Linked DNA regions of Mus musculus: region 2 is linked to region 1. The links are chromatin loops, found by intact Hi-C in ENCODE. Cell type or tissue: heart. All regions are shown on one strand. Links, peaks and the distances in the headings refer to the core of each region. The heading gives the core; the rest is flanking DNA.

Region 1 (12,361 bases), core at 1,537-9,536:
TCCAACTTAAAGGACCAGTAAATATCTTCAACAAAATTATAGAAGAAAATTTCCCTAACCTAAAGAAATAGATGCCCATGAATATACAAGAAGCCTACAGAACCCCAAATAGTCTGGAACAGAAAAGAAATCCCTTCTGTCACATAATAATCAAGACACCAAATGCACAAAGAATATTAAAAGCACTAAGGGATAAAGGTCAAGTAACATATGAAGTCAGACCTATTAGAATTACACCTAACTTCTCCCCAGAGACTATGAAAGTCAGAAGATCCTGAGCACATCTCACACAGACCCTAAGAGAACACAAATGCCAACTCAGACTACTATACCCAGCAAAACTCTCAATTAATATAGATGGAGAAATCAAGGATTTCCATGACAAAACCAAATTTACACAATATCTTTCCACAAATCCAGCCCTTCAAAGGATAATAAAGGGGAAACTCAAACACAAAGAGGGAAACCAAGCTCTAGAAAAAGTAAGAAAGTAATCTTTCAACAAACCTAAAGAAGATAGACACATGAATTCCAACTCTAACAACAAAAAATAACAAGAAGTAACAATTACTTTTCCTTAATATCTCTTAATATTAATGGACTTAATTTATCAGTAAAAAGACATAGACTAACAGACTGGTTATGTAAACAGGACCCAACATTTTGCTGCATACAGGAAACTCACCTCAGTGACAAAGACAGACGCTACCTTAGAGTAAAAGGCTGGAAAACAATTTTCCAAGCAAATGGTCCCAAGAAACAAGCTGGAGTAGCCATTCTAATATAGAATAAAATCATCTTTAACCCAAAATTTTCAAAAAAAGATAAGGAAGGACACTTCTTACTCATCAAAGGAAAAATTTTTCAAGATGAACACTCAATTCTAAACATCTATGCTCCAAATGCAAGAGCAACCACATTCATTAAAGAAACTTTGTTAAAACTCAAAGCACACTTTACACCTCACACAATAATAGTGGGAGACTTCAACACCACACTCTATCAATGGACAGACCCTGGAAACAGAAACTAAACACAGACACAGTAAAACTTACAGAAATTATGAAACAAATGAATTTAACAGATATATATATATATATAGAACATTTCATCTAATGTTCATACCATCTAATGTACCTCATGGTACCTTCTCCAAATTTAACTGTATAATTGGTCACCAAACAGGCCTCAACAGATCCAAAATATAGAAATAATCCCATGCACCTTATAAGATCACCATGGAGTGAGACTGATCTTCAATAACAACATAAATAATAGAAAGCCAACATAAACATGGAAGCTGAACAACACTCTACTCAATGATAACTTGGTCAAGGAAGAAATAAAGAAAGAAATTAAAGACTTTTTGGAGTTTAATGAAAATGAAGATACAAAATACCCAAACTTAGAGGATACAATGAAAGCAGTCCTAAGGGGAAAACTCATAGCTCTGAGTGCCTCTAAAAAGAAACTAGAGAGAGCATACACTAGTGGCTTGACAGCACACCTAGAAGCTCTAGTGAAAAAAAAGGAAGCAAATTCACCCAAGATGAGTATATAGCAGGAAACAATCAAACTCATGGCAAAAATCAACCAAGTAGAAACAAAAAGAACTATACAAAGAATCAACCAAACCTGGAGCTGGTACTTTGAGAAAATCAACAAGATAGATAAACCCTTAGCCAGACTAACTTGAGGGCACATGGACAGTATCCTATATAACAAAATCAGAAATGAAAAAGTAGACATAACAACAGATCCTGAGGAAATCCAAAACATCATCAGATCCTACAACAAAAGGCTATACTCAATAAAACTAGAAAACCTGAATGAAATGGGCAATTTTCTAGACAAAGATTTTTTACCAAAGTTAAATCAGAATCAGATTAACAATCTAAACAGTCCCATATCCCCTAAAGAAATAGAAACAGTCATTAATAGTCTCCCAACCAAAAAGAACCCAGAACCAGGTGGGTTTAGTGCAGAGTTCTATCAGACCTTCAAAGAAGACCTAATTCCAATATTCCTCAAAATATTCCACAAATTGAAACAGAAGGTACTCTACCAATTTCGTTCTATGAAGCCACAATTACTCTGATACCTAAACCACACAAAGACCCAACAAAGAAAGAGAACTTCACACCAATTTTCCTTATGAATATTGATGCAAAAATACTCAATAAAATCTTCGCAAACTGAATCCAAGAACACATCAAAATGATCATCTATCATGATCAAGTAGGCTTCATCCCAGGGATGACAGGGATGGTTTAATATACAGAAACCATCAACATAATCTGCTATATAAACAAACTCTAAGACAAAAACCACATGATCATCTCATTGGATGCTGAGAAAGCATTTGACAAAATCTAACACACATTCATGATAAAAGTCTTGGAAAGATCAGGAACTCAAGGCCTATACCTAAACATAATAAAAGCAATATACAGCAAACCAGTAGCCAACATCAAACTAAATAGAGAGAAACTTGAAGCAATCCCACTAAAATCAGGGACTAGACAAGGCTGCCCACTTGCTCCCTACCTATTCAATATAGTACTTGAAGTCCTAGCCAGAGCAATTCTACAACATAAAGGAGATCAAGGGGATACAAATTGGAAAGGAAGAAGTCAAAATATCACTATTTGCAAATGATAGGATAATATATATAATTGACCCCAAAAATTCCACCAGAAAATTCCTAAACCTGATAAACAGCTTCAGTAAAGTAGCAGAATATAAAATTATATTTATATTATAATATAAAATAACTTGGTGTGACTCTAATTAAGGAAGTGAAAGATCCATATGATGTGGAGAAAAAGGAACATTACTTCATTTCTGGTCTGACTGCAAGCTGGTACAACCACTCTAGAAATCAGTTTGGCAGTTCCTCAGAAAATTGGACATAGTACTACCAGAAGATCCAACAATACCACACCTGGGCATATACCCAGAAGATGCTCCAACATGTAATAAGGACAAATGCTCCACTATGTTCATAGCAGCCTTATTCATAATAGCCAGAAACTGGAAAAAACCCAGATGTCCCTCAACAGAGGAATGGATACAGAAAATGTGGTGTGTTTACACAATGGAGTACTATGCAGCTATTAAAAGCAATGAATTTATGAAATTCTTAGACAAATGACTGAATCTGGAGGATATCACCCTAAGTGAGGTAACCCAATCACAAAAGAATACACATGAAATGTACTCACTGATAAGTGGATATTAGCTCAGAAGCTCAGAATCCTTATTAGAAGGGGGAACAAAATACCCATGGAAGGAGATACAGAGACAAAGTTAGGAGCAGAGACTGAAGGAATGACCATCCAGAGACTACCCTACTTGGGGATCCATCCCATAAACAACCACCAAACCCAGACACTATGGCAGATGCCAACAAGTGCTTGCTGACAGGAGCCTGATATAGCTGTCTCCTGAGGGCCTCTGCCAGTGCCTGACAAATACAGAAGTGGATGCTCACAATCATCCATTGGAACAGAGCACAGAGTCCCCAATGAAGGAGCTAGAGAAAGTACCCAAGGAGCTGAAGGGGTTTGCAGCACCCTAGGAGAAACATCAATATGAACTAACCAGTACCTCCAGAGCCCCTTAGGACTAAACCAGCAATCAAAGAAAGCACATGGTGGGACTTGTGACTCTAGCTGTATATGTAGCAGGGGATGGCCTAGTCAGTTATCAATGGCAGGAGAGGCCCTAGGTCCTGTGAAGGTACTATGCCCCAGTATAGGGGAATAACAGGGCCAGGAATTGGAGTGGGTGGGTTGGGGAGCAGGGGGACAGGGAGGGGATAGGGGATTTTTGGAGGGGAAACTAGGAAGGGGATAACATTTAAAATATAAGTAAAGAAAATATCTAATATAAAAATATATTTAAAAACCAATTACACATCTATATGAATTCATTAAATCATCATAGTAGAAATGTTCATTCAATTATCTTAAATCTGTGCCGTAAAAATTTAATTAAAACTGCTACTCACAAGTAATGTATTGTCTAGGCATTAAACGTAACATTGTCTAAAATTTAAAACAGTTTTCAATTGCTATTTTAAAAGATAGAGGGAAAAGCAGCATGTTAGTAAAAGGTTAGTGCCCTAATAAAAAATATGTCAGATGATTTTATAATCATTCTATAAATTTAAGTTCAGAAAAATCATTTAAATTTACATATGTAAAAATATGGAATAAGATCCTAGTAAACTGAAAGTATAGTTTTTATGATATATTAGCAAGAAAGTATCATATATGATAGTATATGCATAGAGAGATGACACTTGCTCTGTAGACAGATGGAAGATATGTATGTTGATAGTTAGAGATAGGTATATAGAAACATAATAGATGATTAATAATGGTAGATAGATAGATAGATAGATAGATAGATAGATAGATAGATAGATAGATAGATAGATAGATGGATGGATGAGAGAGTGAGAGTACATAGTTTTGACCATAGAGTTCATAGTTAGTATGACAAAAATGTGCATCTATTAAAAATCATGGTGTTTAGCAACTCAGCAAGAATATGTTTAATCTGTATAATAGTATTTCTTTATTATTACATGACATTTTCTCATAATTGTTTCTGAATTTAATAAAAAATTAATTAAAGAAATGAAATCACTGAGAGTAAAATTATCATGGCTTCTAGCTCATTCTACTTTCTCTTAATTCCTAAAATATTTTTTTCCTATTTCATAGGTTCTGTAATTTTATAGCGTATCCTTAACACCTTACTTTTCTGATGCTTGCTTTCTTTCTTTCTTCACTTTACACCCCAATTGCCACTCCCCATCCTCCAAGTCTCTCTTTTACACAGCCACTTCCCCCAAACCTTACATTCACCTCTGAGAAAGGGGAGAACCCCTGAGTACCAACAGCTTAGCACATTCCTTACTCCCAAATTGGCTACTACATGCTTTTATGTATGTCTCACATAGGGCACCTGTGTATCCATTCCAGTAGTGACAAATATAGATGTCAATAGTATCTTCACATGTTTGTATATTGTAACTAGGTTTTGACCAACAAAGAGGCATCAAAGTCTCACAGTGTGTTGCTGTTAATCTGCTACCTATGCAATCACAGTATCAGTTAGGACCTCATTGAGATAGAAAGACTTGTGTGTGGCTGTCCTCAAGAGTATTGTGGTGTAAATTGTAAGTTGGAAATTAATGAATATGGATCCTTGCTGTGTCTACCTGGTGTCATGTGGCAGGATGCTTTTGGGACTTATCTCTGTGACTATGCACCTGAATGTCTTGGAGACCACTGTGAACTCAACTTTAATCAATGTGTCAATCAGCCATGTCTCCATGGAGGTCTAGGTGTGGATGGAGGACCAGCTTTGTTGACTCTTTAATGGTACCCATCTCCAGCACTGGACTACTGGATGAACTCAACTATCCTTTCCTATTTGTCTGGAACTTCAGCCATGGCCCACCACTGCACAAAGTGCACACAAGAGGGCAGGGTGGCACCATGACCAGCAAATGGCAATCCCTCTTGCTTCCTTGGGCTCCTCTGTATCCTAAATATCTAGAAGCCCATTGCCAACAATCTTCTTTTCCTCAAATTATTGGCAATGAAGTCTAATCCCTTCTTTCTTCCACAGATAATGTAATCTTATACTCCAAAGAGGCAAAAGAACCATTCTTCATCAAGATACCACTACTTTAAACACTAAAGCATTTTGTTCTATCTTTATCTACTTTCCTGACACAATGGGATTACCATAATATCCAAATAAGGCTCATGTCCTTTGGTTTCTAACCTCTTTCAGCTTTCTAAATTCCTCCACACTCTTATTTCTCTGCCCCTCTGCCATCTTCCTCCCCTGGCCTCTCCTCACCAGCCTTTCCTGTTCTAAGACTTTTCTTTCTTAGTTCATCAGACATTGGATTTTTCATGCCTTAAGTTTCAGTGCTTTTCTTATCATTTTTAATACTGTTCATCTTCAGCTTTTATTGGTTTTCTGTCCTAAGATCAATACACCCACTTGCTTACTCTGTCATTTATCTTTATTGGGCAGTGGGTGGGGGGTGTCAAAGATCAAACCTGAAGCCTCACATCTACTAAGTGAATACTGTGTCACTGAGCTGCCTGCCTAACCCTCATCTGAAGGTTTTCATCTTACAGAATTCTTCACAGTGATCATAGGAAATATGCTAAAGTTTTAAATCATTTTTCAGCATAAATTTTTGGGATATTTGTAGGTGGACAATTTAAATTTAATTAACTCAATTTAATTTAAAGAGCAATAAATCACAAACCACTCAGGAAATTACTTTGATAATTCTTCCTTTTGCCTTTCTTTTACAAGTGCAATTTCTGTTCCCTACCATGCTTCATATTACTATAGTTTCTCTCCCCTTTTGCTGTATAATTACTTAAGTACATAAGTTTTTAAAAATTCTTCATACTACTGACTCTAGACAACAAAGTACAGTATCTGTATTCTGGCCCTTTCAAAATATAATTTTTGTTGTTGAATAGTTGTGTAGCTATTATCAGGCTTTTGGTTTGATGGAGAGAAGTCAGAGTCTTTGTCTGTTCTCCCATGGATAAAGCCTCAACACTTAACCATTTGTTCAGTAAATGCGACATTAGTTATACACAATAAAATAATGACTTGAAGCATTATTCTCCTTTGGTGATACATAGACTATAGTTTCAATGATTCTGTTCTACAGAGAAAACAATAAGGGAGATCTAAATTTGTCTTTTTTATTATAATTATCTAGAAATTCAAACATTACATTTAATCACTGAATTCTCTCAGCGATCCTTGAGAGATATTTGCAAAATAAATACCATTCATGCAATGCATTGCCAACTTTGGACTTCAGGTAAATGTCAGGGACATGGATGAACCATGACAAGGCAATGTAATTGCAACATAGGAAGCATGGGCTAGAATGAAATATCTCAAAGAATACTTTTTTTTTTACTTAGATGCAATGTTTCATGTTCCAACATCTTGAGAACTAGGATCCATTTTGAAACAAAAGGTACTCCTTAGAATTGGCAGTGATATTTTCTAATTTGTAGTATAGGAAATAACACTATTTAGAGATAAAGCATTTTTATTCAGTACATCATCCCCAAGTAGTATCAAGAGATGTCTTGGGAATAAGAGAGAGAGAGACAAAGTAGGGGTGTTAAAAAAGAAACATTCTAGATTTATGCATGTCCTTCACTTTCCTGTGTTTTTTACATAGGAAGACAGCCTTTATTGTCTTCTGATAGAATCAGTTATATATGTATGTGCCTCAATTTCTGTGTTAGCTACTTTTTCATGTCTAAAAAGAAGCAACTTAAAAGAAGACTGTTGTACATTGAGTTAGGGGCAAAAGATACAGTGATCTTGGTGGTCAAGGCATAGCAGCAGAAATGGCTCACACCTGCCATTAGAAGTTGCTCACATCTTGGTGGGTCAGAAAACATGGGGGAAAAAATGCTGGTACTCTACCAACTCTCTACCCCTCAGTATCCAGTCTGAAAATACAGACCACATTTAAGGCACATTCTACAGATACCTCAGTTGTTCCACTCTGCAAAGTGTTTATAGACGCACCCAAAAGTGTACCTTATTGATTTCAGAGGTATTCCTTAATCCAATAGAAAAGAAAATTAGAATTAACCATAATTCCTGAGAAAGGAGACTACACATTATTCGAGCTTTTGTTCCCTAGTGCTAAGCACTTAATATACACTCAAATTCATTTGTTCAAGTAAATTAAACCTAATAGCTTTGACTTCTACACAAAGGACAGCAAACAGTTTGTTCAGATAAATTTGTTAGGTACTTCACAAAAGTATATTGAGCTCTGCAGATAAGGGACATTAACTTTCTTGAAATACTTGATTACTCTCTGACTCACTAATGCACTTATCTCCTGAATGTAGTAATTACCAAATAAGGAATTGCTGTTGGAGAAAAGAATTAAAATATATGGCTCTGGGGCAACTAACAATGCCCAAATGGCCTAAGACATTTGTTAAAAAAAATGATATTCCTACTAACACTACCAACAAAATTAGTTTTGTTAATTGTCACAGAGAGGAAATACATTTTAAAGGTTCGAAATTCCAGGAGCTTCTGAATGCGGGCACATTTCTGCAAATAGCAGCAGTTATGAAAGCACATCTACCTTCATCAACCTCAGCCTGCATGATAATAAAAAAGAGGCTAACATAGACACCGTGGCTACTAAAGCAGTAGAGACAGACAGTGAGCAGTTGCCATAAATCAGGAGAATCTGATCTGATCTACCCTATAAGGTGTTATGAGGAAGTTTTTCTAGACTAGGGATATCACCAAAGACAAAAGTGAATATGAACGACAGTTTAAGATTAGAAAGATAAAAAGTTCAAACTGCTAGGGAGTAGAACTAAAGTAGAGTTAGTGTTGAATAACAATGAAACACTATGCAATCACTGATGTATTTATTCACTTCCTGAAAATTCACTGTATGATTAACACACACACACAGACACACAAAAACCCAAACAATCAAAACACTTATATCATCAATTCCTTTTTTCTATCTTTAGTGAATGAAGCAGTCATAATATAAAACATAACTTTAAGGGCCAACACAAAGACTCATTTTGCACTATATCAAAATAAGACTGGATATTGAGAGGTGGCAAGCAGTTCAACCCTGTCCTCACTGAACCTGAATATATAAATCCAAGACTGAAAGTTATGTCAGACTTTATAGAAATTTCTCTTAATATCTTTACAGTGAGAGCATTTGCAGACTCTGTTCCCTTCCCAAACTATCCATGGGAGGTCAGAATAAAACCACATTGGAATCCATTTGTGCTACCAAAACCCCAGCAGCCATCCAGAGTAATGGCTGAGAAGCCATGCAAGTATCAAACACCTGCAAGATGTATTAGAAGGATCACAGAGCCTTGTGCAAACTGAGATCAGAACCAGATATACTAAAGAAGAAGAAAATGAAAGGGTCCTGTGATCATGGGTCCATTGTCCACAAATCAAATCAAAGCTGATGAGTACCTTGGCTTTTTTTCACCACTTTCTCCTTATCTTATTTTTAAACTAAAACTTACCCTATTTAAAGCTGAACGGTAACACCTAAGAACTAGCTAAGAACAGGAGCTTAAAAGGTCACTGTTCAGTAATAAATGTTATTATGCATTAACATTGTATTAGATGATTTGTTAACATACACTCATTGTGCAAAGAGATCTGGTCTCAAGAAGCTTCAACTTAGATGATACATGATCAACAAGAAGAGAATTATTAAATCATTTCACTAAGGCAGAAATTTATAACTATATAGAACTGTAGAGAAACAGAGCAACATCTAAGGAGAAGCAGAACTAAGGGAAGACAGAGCAAATAATAGATTCCATAGGACATTCAGAGAAGCCACACTGATAAGGTAAATTTGAGCAGACTAGATGAAGGTGTTTACACCAACGTGATTGGTTATTTGGTAGAAGAACACATTGGATGGAAGGAGAGTCAAAGTTAGTAGAATTTGACATTAGAAAGCTGGTAGCTGTGTTAGTTTAGTAGGCAAGAAAATCATGGACCACTAGGCCTAGGCTAATGAGCAGCTAGATCTGATAATGTTTTACGGAGAAGCCCTGGGTTCTATATTAAAAATACAATTATCTGGAATGCCAATCAGTAATCCAGATACAAAATAAGAGTAATGGACATTCAGGCAGAGATAATGCAGAGAATGAAGAGTAGGTGACTTTGAAGATAGTGTCAATGGATGCTGTGATATACTCAAAGAGGGTTTTGAGGAAATGAATAAGAGATAATTCCAAGCTTTCCCACAAGACCATGTGGGAGGAGAGTTTACATTGACTCAGGGAGAAAATGCTGCTGCTGCTGCTGCTGAGAAATAGGAAGATGGAGAGCCCTGTTTCAGAAGTGTTAAGTTTGAAGTGTCCATCTTCTGCATAGGGAGATGTTGCTAGAACACAGAATATACATGTCTGGAATTCAGGAGAGGCGTCGAACTTGGGAATATTGTTTAGTTGGATGTCAGCTTTCATCTGGTGCTGAAGGCCAAACGGAGTTTAGAGAGCACTGAATTCACTGAGAATGAGTAAGAGAAAAAAGAGAGCAAGGCCAAAGGCCAGGGTTTAGCAACTACAGCAGTGAGAGGCAGAATAAGAGGGAGAAAAGAAACCTGGCAAACAGCAACAAGTATGGGAATGTCAGGACAGGGAATGAATGGGTAAGTGGAAAATCTGACAAGAGGTTTTAACAAGGTAGAGATAATTGATAGCCTTGAAACAATCGGGTTTTAGACAAGTAATGGGGATTACTTTAGATGATAAGCATGAGAAAAGATTAAGTTTAAGAGAGAATGTAGTTAAGTTTAAGAAAGACTTTGGGGAAGATGTTTTGAGGACAATGAGTGCTGGCAAAGCAAGTATTGGAGTGAGAAAATTAGAAAATTGAGAAGAAGTCAAGAATAAAGGTTCCTCAGCACTTGAGAAACAGGAGCAGGCACATCTCTGACTTTGAGCTCAGCATGGTCTACAGAGTGAGTTCCAGGACAGCCACGCTACACATAAAACAAACAAGCAAACAAAAGCTGTCTTGAAAAAAGCAAAACAAAAACAAAACAAAAAAATTAAGATTTTGCTTCTAAAAGTTGAGATCTGAAACATAAGGGCATTTACTCAAGTGAAGTCTAATCCTAAGAAGAAAGAGAGAAAACTCCTTAGGAGGTTTCCAAGTAGTTTTAAGGGTGGGGGAGATGCTACAAGAGAAACTTAGGGAGAAGGATACAGGGTTTCTGTCTGCAAGATAAAGGCAACATAGGCTGGCAGTAACATGTGACTCCAGGAAATGTGTTCTGATGACTTCAAATTTGTCAGTGATATCGTAACCCAGTTACCATTTAAGAGCAGGACAGTGCATCCATGATTTTGAGACTTCAACTCGAAGAATGGGAAAACAAAGAGAATGCATATTTAAAAGGCGATTAGCCAGTAGCATAAGACATCTCATGGAAATTTATCATCATAAAATGATATAAAAGTAAAGTTAACATAGTTTTCACAGATATTTTAATTTTTTTTGGCAGGATTATACAGTGATTCGGGCAAAGAAGAAGAGTGAAGGGTATGATGATTGTTGGTTTTAATGGATGCCAACTTGCCACAAATTGAAGTCATCTTAACTATGTAGAGAACCTAAACTATAGAGTTATCCTGTTTGCCTTATTGATGCAGAAAGGTCCACGTATAGGCAGCACCTTCAGTAGCAGCCCTGGTTTAAAAGAAGAGACCATGACAAAAGGAAGGTTTTTGCCTTCCCTCTTGCCTGCCCAGCCCTCCTGCTCACTGCTGAATTGACTTAATCTGTAGCTGCTGCTCCTGCTGATTCTGTAGTTGTTATCAGAACCAGTGTCCAGGCTCCATCACTGTCTGAGAAACAGGTCTCCAGGAACCTTCCAAGCTTTAGGGACCAGACTGGAACTTCTGAATCAGTCACTCAGTCTTGTGGAGTGAATAACTAGTCCTCTCTGAGGTGACACAGCCGGTGTGGATCTATGCCAAGTGCTGAGGAACTTAGCCTGAAGGACCATGAAACTACTCAGTTCCCTCTCATATGCAAGGAAACTGCTGTTATTATCTTTATATAAGTCTATTGAAGACATTCTCATATGCTCATTATATCTCTTCCATTCTTCTAAAGATCTCTGACTACTGAAGTGAGCATATAAAGGTAGTTATAAAGGCTTACTGTGGAGTTATAACAGATAAGATTGTCTATGTAGGTTTGGAAGAGTATCAGTTGAGTAGGTCAAATTGAACGAATAATTTATTATAATTTATGAAGAATTGTTAGACTCTAAGATAGGAAAGCATATGAACTGGAAAAATGAAAATGCTAGTCGAATGGAATCCAGATATATGAGATTATATTTCTACGGTTAATACTAAAATGCAAATGGAGAATATACAGATAAAAATAAATTATCTGAGGCAACCAAAGACATCAGATACAGACTCAAAGAAAGTATGACTGAATACTCAAAAATTATTAATCAAACAACCAATCAATTAATCAATGATATAGAGCTATTTCCTCTTACATTTGAATTCATTTTTTATAAATGAATTAATATATGTGTGTGTGTGTGTGTGTGTGCGTGTGTGTGTGTGTGTGTGTGTGTGTATATATATAACTTAAAGTAATTACCTTACCCAGTGAGTTTAACTGCATGTGTCCGAAGTTTTTTATACTTTTCTGGTTCTTCATTTGTGCTGACAACATGTCTGTATATTCCTGTCTTATAATAAAAGAAGTCTTCATGGACTTG
Region 2 (12,361 bases), core at 2,414-10,413, 390 kb after region 1:
GGGCAAAGAGGGGACAGTGCAGCAAATTAGCTCAAGTGTGTGTCAAATGAAAATTATAATCATCACACAGGGCCAAAACTGTTTCTCAAAAATAGATAATTTGGGTTATTATCTAATAACAACTTGAGCTATTATATAATTTTCATCACAACCTCCTGTGCCCCTCAGTATGGCCAGGGTGGGAAGATGGAAGAAAAAGGAGAATGAAGACCCTCGCTTCATTCTAGTGCTTTTATTTTGTTGTAGGTTCTATATGAGCATGGCCATTATTTTTAGATGTGCTATAGGACTGGGGGGATGTGTGGAAGTTTTGGAAAGCCATGGCTCTCACTCCTGGAAGAAAAAAAAAAAAAAAAAACAGCAAATGTGGAATGGGGAAGGTGTTCTGATATGACCCAGTTCCGGTGGATGAATGCCATCTCCATACAGCTATGGACCCAAAGTTGATGGCTGTGTGTTACTGGTTGGCAGTGAGACCTACAATTTTTGATAAAAGGGTATATTTGTGGTTTAGGATAAAGATGATTTCACCCAAGCTAGAATATAGCTGGTTTGTCTTAGAATAATATCGAAGGGGTCTGTGCAAAGCTATGGTTGTAAAGTTCTACATGCTACTTGCCAACTGGAATGGCCATTCTTCCATAATCTGGGGCAAACCAAGGTGGTTATAGTCACATAAAGCCAAATCCGCACAGAAGGCATTGACTATGAACTGAGGCTGACACAGTCGCTAAAATACGGGTTGTGGTACAATATATACATGTAGACCCATCTGTGTATGCTGTGTGTAGTATATATGCATGTTTGTGTGAATGTTTACATGCCTGTATTCCCGGATCTTCTAACTAAAAACTCTGGAAAGAGATATCTCTGAAGCAATGAGTTCAGCTAGTGATCTTTATCTTTGATGCTGTTCTCCACTAAAAGGAAATAGACATTCTTGAAGAAGTGGATTAAGGCAAGGTTCCAGACCACAAGGAGCACCTGGAATATGCTGTTACATCAGAATATAAGGATATGTTCACATGGATAACTGCCATATGGCACAGGCACACAAAACCAGGTTGGACGTCTCACAGCTAGCCAGATCCAGACTAATCTACGAATGGAGCTAAATGTGGATGAGAACTGGGGGGGCCATCTGAAGCACAGAACAGAAATGGGGACTGTGTATCCACACAGATGATGCATGCTACTGTGGTTTTACTGTGTTTGTTCCCTAGATTCTGACAATAGACCATGAAGGACCCTATGCTAATAACCGGGGGTGAGTGGGGAGCCTGGGTGATTCGGGTATTGTAGGTGGGACTGGGGGGAGGGGGGGCCTTGAAGACACAAAGAAGGCACTCATCATGAGAAAGGAGCCAAACAAGATGCACAAACTTTGATGGTGCCTTGATCTCTGACTTCTTAGCATCCATAACCATAATCAATACAGGAGACTAGCTTAGCACACACACACACACAGAGGAGACTAGCTTAACACACACACACGCAAACTAGGAGAAAGGAGGGGTCTAGGCTCTAGTTAATTCCCGGGTGCTGGCTGGAAAACAAATAAACAAAAGCAAAAACCCACCAGAGTAGATCCTTACTTATCATTGAGTTACTACCACAATACCGGCTGGCTCAGGCAAGCATCCTCCACAAATGCTAACACTAAGGGGACATTGAGGTGAAGATGCTGATGGCCACACAGTCTTAACGTGTCTCTCTGTAGACCATTTGCAGTGGGGAAAATGATGATCATTTACAACTTGAGAATTGGTGCAGCCGTTTTGCGTGCTGAAAATGCATTACCCACAGGGTGAACTGGCTCTCTGAGAAGCGCGCATTTCAGAAATGGCTATATCCTGGCATCATGATACAGCCTGACTCTAGTGGTGAAGAAATTCAGACAAAGTCATAGAGAGAGGAGTCTTCTACCCTTGCCACAAAACTTTCAATGCCATAAAAGTGGGAAAAGTCTGCAGAAATGTTTTAGGGATGTGGAACGCGCCTCCTGGCTACAGTTTGCGCTGAGGCAAAAGTAAGCCACATTGCACATTAGCGGGATGGAAGGGCATTACACTGTAAATTAAAGAATCACTGACATGTTCACTCAAACTGGTGCCTTCCCTGAAGGGGCATGTCATTGCATGTGCGCATGAGAGAGAAAGAAAGGAAAGAATAGGACCGGGAAACAAACAGTCTAGCAGGTAGAGATGACGTCACCAGGGCATGGACCCTGAGGACTGGTGAAATACTGTTCTTTATGCTATTCTTACTCAAGAAACTTCCATAAACGTGAAATTACTTCTAGACAAAAAGACACATGCATATACATCATACACATATGTCTTCAAGAAGTGACATCTGCCTCATCAGTAGAATGTGTGACTTGAGGAATATTTTTCAAAACACAAAGGAAAATAAACAGCCATTTGTTAAAAGTCATCCAGTCTTTTGGTTGGCTCGATTAACCATCGATAGAATGGAGAGAGGTAATGTTTGCTTAGGCTGGAAGATAAATCAGTCTGTCAAGGGTGGCAAAATCACTGCTAATGAAATGAGCTGTCTCGGTGATGTACGGGGAAGAAAAGGAATTTTCTGTGGCCCGAAGGTGCTCAGGACTCAGAACCTCTGGGGACACTGTCCTCCCCATCCTCCCCGTCCTCCCCGTCCTCAACATTCTCCCCGTCTTCCCTGTCCTCCAGTCTGACTCCTTCCAATGAATTCAACTGGCTCATGGTTTGTTCTTACCTTTCAAAGACTGACTATCAAACCCCAGGATGATACTTAATCTCTGGGCCCTGGGGGGTATTGGCTTTCTTATTACTAATATTTAACTTCCATGAAGCCAGTTCTAAGGATCTGATAAGTACAGAGGAAGGGAGACCTCAAAGAGGAGGGACTGGGAAGACTTGGCTGGGTTCTGCAAGCTACCCTGGATAACAGCACTGAGAGATTTCACTGAAGTTTTCCGATAAAATAAGAGCATCCGCCATGGGAACTTAAAACTGAGCACTGATACTCAAAGCTTAAAGAAATAACAGGGAGAATAAAACCCTCTCGGAATTGCCCTGTTCTCCCCAGACACATGTCACACTTTTCTATGATTTAGTAACTGCTGAAAAATGGTGCTTTCGGCCCCCTGCTTTGAGCTGTGGAGAAGACACAGCTGAACAACAGCCTTTCTCTCAGGTAAAAAACTGTACATTAAGTGCAATCGAGACCTCTCTAAAGTGTGACCAGCACTTCTCGTGAGCTGAAATCTTTCCCATTCTAGGAGATAACACAGACAAACACACACATACATCTGTCTCTCACACACACTCTCATACTCTCTCCCCCCTCTCACACACACACACTCTCTCTCTCTCTCTTTCACACCCACACCCTCTTTTACACCCACACCCTCTCTCTCTCACACACACGCACACATACACAGACACTCTGTCTCCCTCTCTCTCTCTCTCTCTCTCTCTCTCTTTCTCTCTCTCTCTCTCTCTCTCTCTCACACACACACACAGAGCCTCTCACACATACTTTCTCTCTCTCTCTCTCTCTTTCTCTCTCTCACAAACATACACACTGTCTCTCACACACCCTCTCTCACACCCCTCTCTCTTACCCCCCTCTCTCTCTCTCACACACACACACACACACACGCACACACACGGGGGGTGGGGATAAAGGAGGAAAAAGCATAAGCAGAGATGAAGGCTGGCAATGGAGTAAGAAAAGAAACCTTTAAAAGTCAAAGAGTGGAACACGGAGGAACCATGTTGGACCCAAGCTGACTGATGGTTTTTCTACTCAACATCACAAGGGAGCCAGCCAGCTTACCATAGGCCCACAGATCAGAGACCGTGAGCTGCCCAGGTGAGGTGGCCTGGAATGAAAACCTCTCAGCTGACATCTAGAATGTCCATTCGGAATTCGAACTGAAAGGAAAAGTTTAAAAACGGGTAGTTCTAAAATCACTTCCTTGGCGACTTTGTGAGGAAATATTTTAGAAAGCTTTAAACCGTAATCGAGAGGAAGATGTTTTCTTTTTGTAAGAAGTTGGTGGCTTCCTTCTCACACAGCAGATAAACTTGAAAGGGTCCGCATTAGGAGTCCACAGAGCAGCAGCCATGAGGCACTGAGTAAAACATACGCCACATATCTTGGCAGAACTGTATTCACACATCACTGTGACTGGTAAATCCCACAAATGAAGTTAACATTTCTTGGAGGTGTTCTCATGCGCTTTTTTTAAGTCTTCGCTCTTAATAATAAGATTTCCAAGCGAGAGCCACAGATGTGGCTTTTCATTGTCCTGCAATACTGAAGACTAAGTCATGTCACAAGCTTTTTAATACAACTCTTTCTTTTGGGTGGTTCTAATAAGAAATACTCATAAGGACAAGATGCTATCATTGCCCTAACATACACCCCAAATCCAGTCCCTGTGGTACCCAGGAGATCTTGACACAACACCATATTAAAGCCAGTTCTAAATCTGACTTGGACTGAGTTGCTCCCTCTGCTAAGCTACACATGCTTCACACTTCACGTAACGTGCCTGCTCATGCATGTCCATCGCTTTGTAGGTTCTGTGTAGCTTATGTCCATCCTCAACTGCTCAAAAGTCAAAATACCAAAGCCACAAACTGGTTGGCTGTTAACTCCTCTTGGTGTTTCTATAGCACCTTCAAGGCAAGATGGTTTATTCCGCCAGTCTTCAGGGGTGTATGCCTGCCTGTAACTGTAGCAGTTGGCAGATAGAGGCAGGAGGATCAGAGATCAAGGTCATCCAGAGCTATCCAGAGAGTTCAAGGCCAGCCTAGGACACATGAGACCCCGCCTCACAAACAGGTAAATAAACATTGATTCCTGCAGACGGTTCCCCTCTTCCCATCCAACCCATAGATCCTAAACAGTCTCCGACCAACTTACTCAGAAAATTAAAAGGTCAAGAGCTGACTCAGGAAGAGGGAGAACCAAAGTTGCCAGGGCAACAGGCTGAAGCCATGTCTCCTTCCTCCCCTCTCTCACTTCATCAAGCTCCTCCTAGAGTCCTGCAGGATTTCTCAGCAGGGGCAGGGGTGGGTGAGGAGAGACACATGGGCTTTACGCCGACAATACCTACGTGATACCGGGGGTGCTTGGATCCTACTAGAAAGTTGAGTAGCCTTTTCTCCCCCTTGTAAAATGTAGTTGAGTGAGCATGTTGAGAGTCAGTCTACTGTAAGTAACCCTCATATTAACACTAGACAACTTCTCCCTTCTGAGACATTGAGAAAACAAAGCTTGTCTCTCTCATAAAGGGGAAATACCCCCGGGGGACATTATAGGCTTACTTTATGGGTCCGGTTACTTTTTTCCCCACTGAATGTTCTCCAAACAAATGAGACAAGTTACTTATTGCAGATGCTGAAGCAGATGTAGGATCGATTATCTGGGCAGGACTGGGCCAGGGATGGATTAAGCCAAGGGGAAAGTCGAGTCACCTCAGGCAGGCCACTCTGGGCTTGACGGCTCCCGCTGGAGTGGGGGGAGGCACAGGAAGTAACACCGACCATCCGGATGTGGGGCACACTCCCCCTGCTGGCCAGAAAGGACCAGACACCACGATTTCTGCATTGCTGTGGAACCGACTCCACGGGGCACACAACCCAGCCACTTCCATCCAAAGCAGTACCATTCCCTGGCAAAGTCACTCAGCAGTCCCAAACCACCACGTTTAAAAACACAAGGAAGTGAGCTCCAGGAGTCTTGCCGTGGGCTTGTTCCCATGTTTATTAAATCTAGTTTTATCAGCCAAGGTTTCCATCTGGAAAGCCACCATTAGCTTCTGGTCCTTGGCCTCAAACTTCAGCCCTCCCTAGGTAGGGATCCCTATGATAAAAGGCAGCTGGTGGGGTGGCAGCGGAGCAAACTTACCAGGCTGAACTCCAGAAACCAGGGTGATTTCTGGCTCGCCAGGTAGTTGGACTCTAAGCTCCAGCCAGCATGGGCTCTCTAGTTGTTATGTGAACAGCACACTTCGCATGCCCCCTTTCTTATTGTGGCTGCCCACGGCAAAAGCAACCGCAATGGCGAAGAAGCACGAGACACCCTCCTGAGCCAAGCTTCCCCTGGGAGTTTCTTTCCTTCTCTAGCATGATCATCTTTATCACCCAGCTACGGGCTAGAGCTGTCCTTCATTGCCAAGGGACTCACACCGAAGATAATCATTTGTCGAGCATGTGTGGATTCTGTCAGCCTGCCAGAGACCAGTGTTTGTTTTTGCCCCTCTCTCTGAGCATGTCAATTCTCAGGACGGATTACTGGTTCCAGACAATTGCCAAGGTCAAGGAAGTCACTGGTCGCTCTGTGCTCTAACTCAGTGCTCCAGCCCAGTGCTCAGGCTTCATGAAGAACTGGATGTGTTGGCCCTAATTCTGATCTTGCCCTTTACAGCTGTGCATCATTAAACAAATCTCTTCCCTACATGTGTTATTAACTTAAAAATTCCAGGACCTGGGATATGAGGCTCATATCAAAGGGACACTTCTAGCCCTGTATTCACAGCCATGAATCAATCACCTTCAAGAAAAAGTTAAAATCCGAATCACCTATTTAATGATGCTCAGATGCCCAGACAATATCCCAGTCAGTGTTTTTAACAAGGGAAAAATCAGTATGAACCACGGGTTGTGAAGTTGTACCAGGCTGAGATGATGCTTCTCTGTAAGCCACAAAACAGTTTGCTTAAAACATACAAGAAGTCAGTTTTGATCCTTAATCATCAGGGAAATGCAAATCAAAACAACCCTGAGATTCCACCTCACACCAGTGAGAATGGCTAAGATCAAAAATTCAGGTGACAGCAGATGCTGGCGAGGATGTGGAGAAAGAGGAACACTCCTCCATTGTTGGTGGGATTGCAGGCTTGTACAACCACTCTGGAAATCAGTCTGGCGGTTCCTCAGAAAATTGGACATAGTACTACCGGAGGATCCAGCAATACCTCTCCTGGGCATATATCCAGAAGAAGCCCCAACTGGTAAGAAGGACACATGCTCCACTATGTTCATAGCAGCCTTATTTATAATAGCCAGAAACTGGAAAGAACCCAGATGCCCCTCAACAGAGGAATGGATACAGAAAATGTGGTACATCTACACAATGGAGTACTACTCAGCTATTAAAAAGAATGAATTTATGAAATTCCTAGCCAAATGGATGGACCTGGAGAGCATCATCCTGAGTGAGGTAACACAATCACAAAGGAACTCACACAATATGTACTCACTGATAAGTGGATACTAGCCCAAAACCTAGGATACCCACGATATAAGATACAATTTCCTAAACACATGAAACTCAAGAAAAATGAAGACTGAAGTGTGGACACTATGCCCCTCCTTAGAAGTGGGAACAAAACACCCATGGAAGGAGTTACAGAAACAAAGTTTGGAGCTGAGATGAAAGGATGGACCATGTAGAGACTGCCATATCCAGGGATCCACCCCATAATCAGCATCCAAACGCTGACACCATTGCATATACTAGCAAGATTTTATCGAAAGGACCCAGATGTAGCTGTCTCTTGTGAGACTATGCCGGGGCCTAGCAAACACAGAAGTGGATGCTCACAGTCAGCTAATGGATGGATCACAGGGCTCCCAATGGAGGAGCTAGAGAAAGTACCCAAGGAGCTAAAGGGATCTTCAACCCTATAGGTGGAACAACATTATGAACTAACCAGTACCCCTGAGCTCTTGACTCTAGCTGCATATGTATCAAAAGATGGCCTAGTCGGCCATCACTGGAAAGAGAGGCCCATTGGACACGCAGACTTTGTGTGCCCCGGTACAGGGGAACGCCAGGGCCAAAGGGGGGGAGTGGGTGGGTAGGGGAGTGGGGGTGGGTGGGTAAGGGGGACTTTTGGTATAGCATTGGAAATGTAAAGGAGCTAAATACCTAATAAAAAATGGAAAAAAAAAAAAAAAAAAAAGAAGTCAGTTTTGCTCCTTCAAAGAGTCTTTCAAAAAAAAAAAAAAAAAAAAAAAAAGCAAATGGCTATAGACAACGTCTCTCTTCTACTGGGAGAGACTGCCCCCTGCTGGCCACCTTCTGCCATGCAGTCACCTCCAGGAGTCAGCTTCCAAAACCTGCTAACACTACCTTCGCAATCTTCTGCATGTGATCTAGAATTGCGTTTTTCAGGAAAGAAACGCCCCGGGGGTATTTATATAGGAGGAGTGCTGTAAGCATCACACACAATGTGTCATCCAGATATGGGAAGACTGAGGAGACAACATTAGAAAAGTAGATAAACTGTACCTACACTAAAAATACCAAATTTCCTTTAAAAAAAAAGAAAACCTACTTCAAAATGTAGTGATAATTATATGCTTATAGGAAATTAAAGTCAAGATATGAGAGACAGAGACAGAGACAGAGTCAGAGTCAGATGCAAAATGCCCTAGCTGCATATGTAGCAGAGGATGGCCTTGTCGGTCATCAATGGGAGGAGAGGCCCTTGGTCCTGTGAAGGCTCTGTGCCTCAGTATAGAGGAATGCCAGGGCCAGGAAGCAGGAGTGGGTAGGTTGGGGTGCCAGGGGGAGGGGATAGGGAATTTTCAGAGGGGAAACTAGGAAAGGGGATAACATTTCAAATGTAAATAAAGAAAATATCTAATAAAAAAAACATTAAAGAAATCTGAGGAATCGAGAGGGGATCATCCACTTCCACACATCGAAGCTGCTGGACCACCAACCCAGTGAAGAAGGCTGAGGATGTCGCGGCTGTTTGCTGGCTGTCTCCTTTAGCTGGCTGGTGGGGTGTGTAGAGAGCTCCGCCAGGCCCTACCCAGGAGGCAAACATCCTCCGTCGTGCAAACCACATTTCTGAGGCCACACTGCAAAGCCAAAGCTTGTCTTTACCCTTTAAGGATGTTTAAGGCCGGGCACACCGTGTGGGCATACCCACACACACACCCCCCCGTGGTGTGGGTGTGTGTGTGTGTGTGTGTGTGTATGTGTGTGTGTGTGTGTGTGTGTGTGTGTGTGTGTGTGTGTGTGTGTGTGTGTGTTAAAGCTTTTCTTGACTGGCTGATTCTAGTCTGCTCTGTCTGAGTTTTTTTTTTTTTTGGTTTTTTTCCCCCGGCTGATATCTGCTGTACTCTGTATTTTTCCTGCCTTTTAATTCTTTAACCTGCAGGAAAAAAAAATAAAAATCAAGTCCCCTAGATTGTAACATTTTGGTGGCGTCCACTTGAGACTTCTTTCTAGGTCTTCATAAACCGAGCCAACGGGGATGTCAAGGAGGCTCGGATGTTAAAAGCGTTGACTACTCTTCCAGAGGATTCAGTGGTTCACAGCTGTCTAACTCCAGTCCTAGAGCAGAACTGGGGATTCTTCTCTCTAATGAGCAATGTAGCCTCCAGTACAGGGCAGCCACGGTGCTTGCACTGAGCTGCAGCCCCGGCTCTGCCGGATGCCACCCGAATGAACTCTGGAGCACGGACAGAATGGAATCTGCAGCATAGTCGGCTCACAGCAACATGGTTTAGTGGGCACTTGTGACCAGCCTGGTGGCCTGAGTTCTAACCCCGGGACCCACAGCCAGCAAGGAGAGAACCAACTCCTATGGCTTCCAAACCCTCTAAGTGGCACAGATGTGCCAACATACATACACAAAACACACACACACAATGAATAAACAAAATAAAACCAAGCAGTTCGGTCTGGGTGTGCTTAAGACTGACAGAATATATTCACTCTGGGTAGAAGTCAGTGAAGCCCCACGTGGCGCCTAGCTCTTCCACTTATAAAAGTCCTCTAGCCTCTCAGAGTTTCTTTTATCACATAAAAATGTGAAAAGTGCTTTCCTTGGGGGAAAAAATGTGAAGATCAAGTGAAATAATGTCTACAAAAACATAGTAAGTTCTTTTCAGATATTCTAAAAAGTATGGAATCAGAGGAAAACAATCAAAGCGCATTCTCCTTGGGAATATCGGGGGATGAGGAGCCCTGAAGGGCAGAACCCTCAGCTGGCACCACCCTGCCCCCTGCTGGACATCCGTGAAAGTACACTCAAGAGCCAAGGGAGGAGAAAGGATCCAAGTCTCCAAGAAACTAGGACTATTAGACATACCAGGTAAGTTTCCTCAGCGGCTCTCAGTGCTAATTTACAGACTATCCTATTCATTTCACATTTGAGCAGGTTGTTTGCGGGTTGGCTTCAAATTGCCATGAAAGAAAACTGTGGAAAAAATAAAGTAAGACCTTCAGCTCAAAGAAAGAAAGGAAGGAAGGAAGGAAGGAAGGAAGGAAGGAAGGAAGGAAGGAAGAAAGAAAGAAAGAAAGAAAGAAAGAAAGAAAGAAAGAAAGAAAGAAAGAAAGAAAGAAAGAAAGAAAGAAAGAAAGAAAGAAAGAAAGAAAGAAAGAAAGAAAGAAAGAAAGGAAAAGAAAAAAAAGGAAAAAGAAAAAAAGGGGGAAAAAAGTGGGCTTCCATACAGGAGCTGCCAGAAAGTGATCAAATAAAATTGCTTCTACATATAGCTGCCAAAGCTTTCAGTGTGTCCCCAGACAACCCTTCACTGTATGGGTGTGTGTGTGTGTGTGTGTCTGTGTCTGTGTCTGTGTGTCTGTGTGTGTGTGTCTGTCTGTCTGTCTGTGTGTCTGTCTGTCTGTGTGTGTGTATAACCTTGTTAAGTAACTCTGAAAGCTCATCCCAGTATGATGTTGGCTTTGCTTTCATTTCCACAGCACCATAAGGTGGCTCAGTTCTGACTATGTCCCTCTATACCTCGAGATTCGCATGAAGAAAGGATTTTATGCTAGACTCGTAGAAGGCACAAGGTCCTGTGTGCACAGATAAGCACCAGGGAACCAGGAATGCTAAACATTCAGGGTTGTCACCTCCATGGAAGAAATAAAATTCCTGCTTTCTACCCAGAGAGCTGAGAGGGGATGCTCTTAATGACCTGGTGACCTTTGCTATCTGTGGAGCCAGACCCCCTGTAAATCTGCCAGAATGCCTATCCCAGACTCCCCCTCCCTAGACCTTTATCTTTACCTCCCACTTAATAGAGCCCATCCTTGGGGAGAAGCCACTCGTGTTTTATAGCCTGCTAATCTGCATGCTGTCTTGGTCAGAGACCAGGCCAGATCCTAGGCCTTTAAACTATAGAATCCACCATCACAGTCACATACACTTTACAAAAGAGTTTCTGTGAAGTCACAACTTAAGCTTTACAGTGCACCTGGAATTGGAGTGATTGTTGCCTGGAAACTTTCCCCCCGCCCCCAAATCATACTGTTTATATAGGCTTAAAGTAAATTGCCTGGCATTGATCCAGCCAGGCAGACGGGGTCCAGCTGAACCCAGTTTTTGTTCTCACCCCTTTGCTGCTGTATCCCTGTCACCAGCCACAGTGTCTACAGGGACTCCCACATAAATGCATTCTGTTTTGTTTCATGTTTGTTTGTTTGCTTGCTTCATCCTGTTTAAAAACTATGATTTCGTATATTTCTGTGTGAATGTTATGGTAACAGATAACACATTTAAATTATTTAATATATAAACAGTTCATAAAGGTTTTCCTTAATATAGGCATCTTATCTCTTCCACACCTCCAAAATATTTGCAGGGCATAGAAATACAATAAGGAATATGCTGCAATGTAAAAAAAAATTAAATAAAACAAAGGTTTAAGATGGCATGTGTTGCCTGGCAGGTAGGTTGACTCTGAGGGCAGTGGGCCCCAAGTTTACAAATGCCACTAATAGTAGGATTGATGCATTTTTATCCTAAGTAAAGCCAGTAAAATAGTGATAATTCATTGCTATGAATCAATCACAGGACAGTAGAACTCACCGACTCTGGTCCAGTGACATGGTAAACATCACACGGCTCACATGTCACCAACACAGAGCTATGAAAAGGCAGATGTCCCATACCAGGCTTTACAGATCTCAGCAGAAATCCTGCTGTGCACTGTAGTCACTTACGACTAACCTACAAATGAATTTCGCTTCAGCGCAAGGGAAATCACTGGGCTGGACCCTAATGTGGTGGTTTGGAAAAATTAAACAATCTGATCTTCCCAGTGGCTCGGTTGTAGCAAGAGAAGGAAGTAGCTTTATTGTTATCAAGGTAATACAGACTTTACCAAAAACACACATGAGACCCCAGCCCTTGGGAGGCTGTAGCAAGAGGATCTTGAGTTGCAGGCCAGCCTGGGCTAACTTATAGCAAGACCCTGTGTCAAAAGTAAAACAAAACAAAATAGAAGTATATCTCTTTCCATTTACTTACTCTGACCTGTGTAAAGGGTTACAGACAGAAATGGTGCGAAAGTATTGCTGAAATACAGCAGCAGTCCAACCAAGAGCTATC

What was found. A loop is a pair of places that touch in the nucleus more often than their neighbours do. Peaks named below come from ENCODE experiments on the same cell type or tissue, not always from the same donor. Only the 100,000 strongest peaks of a DNase experiment are listed, where the experiment ranks them.
Region 2: it touches region 1 in a loop (12-fold over the local background); 21 of 42 quality-filtered maps call a loop at or near these places.

What each region holds. Positions count from the first base shown.
Region 1 is chr9:76,984,648-76,997,008 of GRCm38, forward strand. Tinag (tubulointerstitial nephritis antigen) reads right to left here. Exons shown (of 11, transcript NM_012033.3): 9 at 12,246-12,361. Among named protein-coding and RNA genes, the nearest start is that of Tinag, 55 kb to the right of the region's middle. In heart, for the core only: CTCF peaks have their summits at 5,496 (motif pointing right) and 8,817; no DNase peak of the experiment used is centred there.
Region 2 is chr9:77,371,737-77,384,097 of GRCm38, forward strand. The region is part of intron 3 of 5730403I07Rik (RIKEN cDNA 5730403I07 gene); the gene reads right to left. Among named protein-coding and RNA genes, the nearest start is that of 5730403I07Rik, 21 kb to the right of the region's middle. In heart, for the core only: CTCF peaks have their summits at 5,575 (motif pointing left), 8,093 (motif pointing left) and 10,026 (motif pointing left); no DNase peak of the experiment used is centred there; H3K27ac peaks cover 765 bases.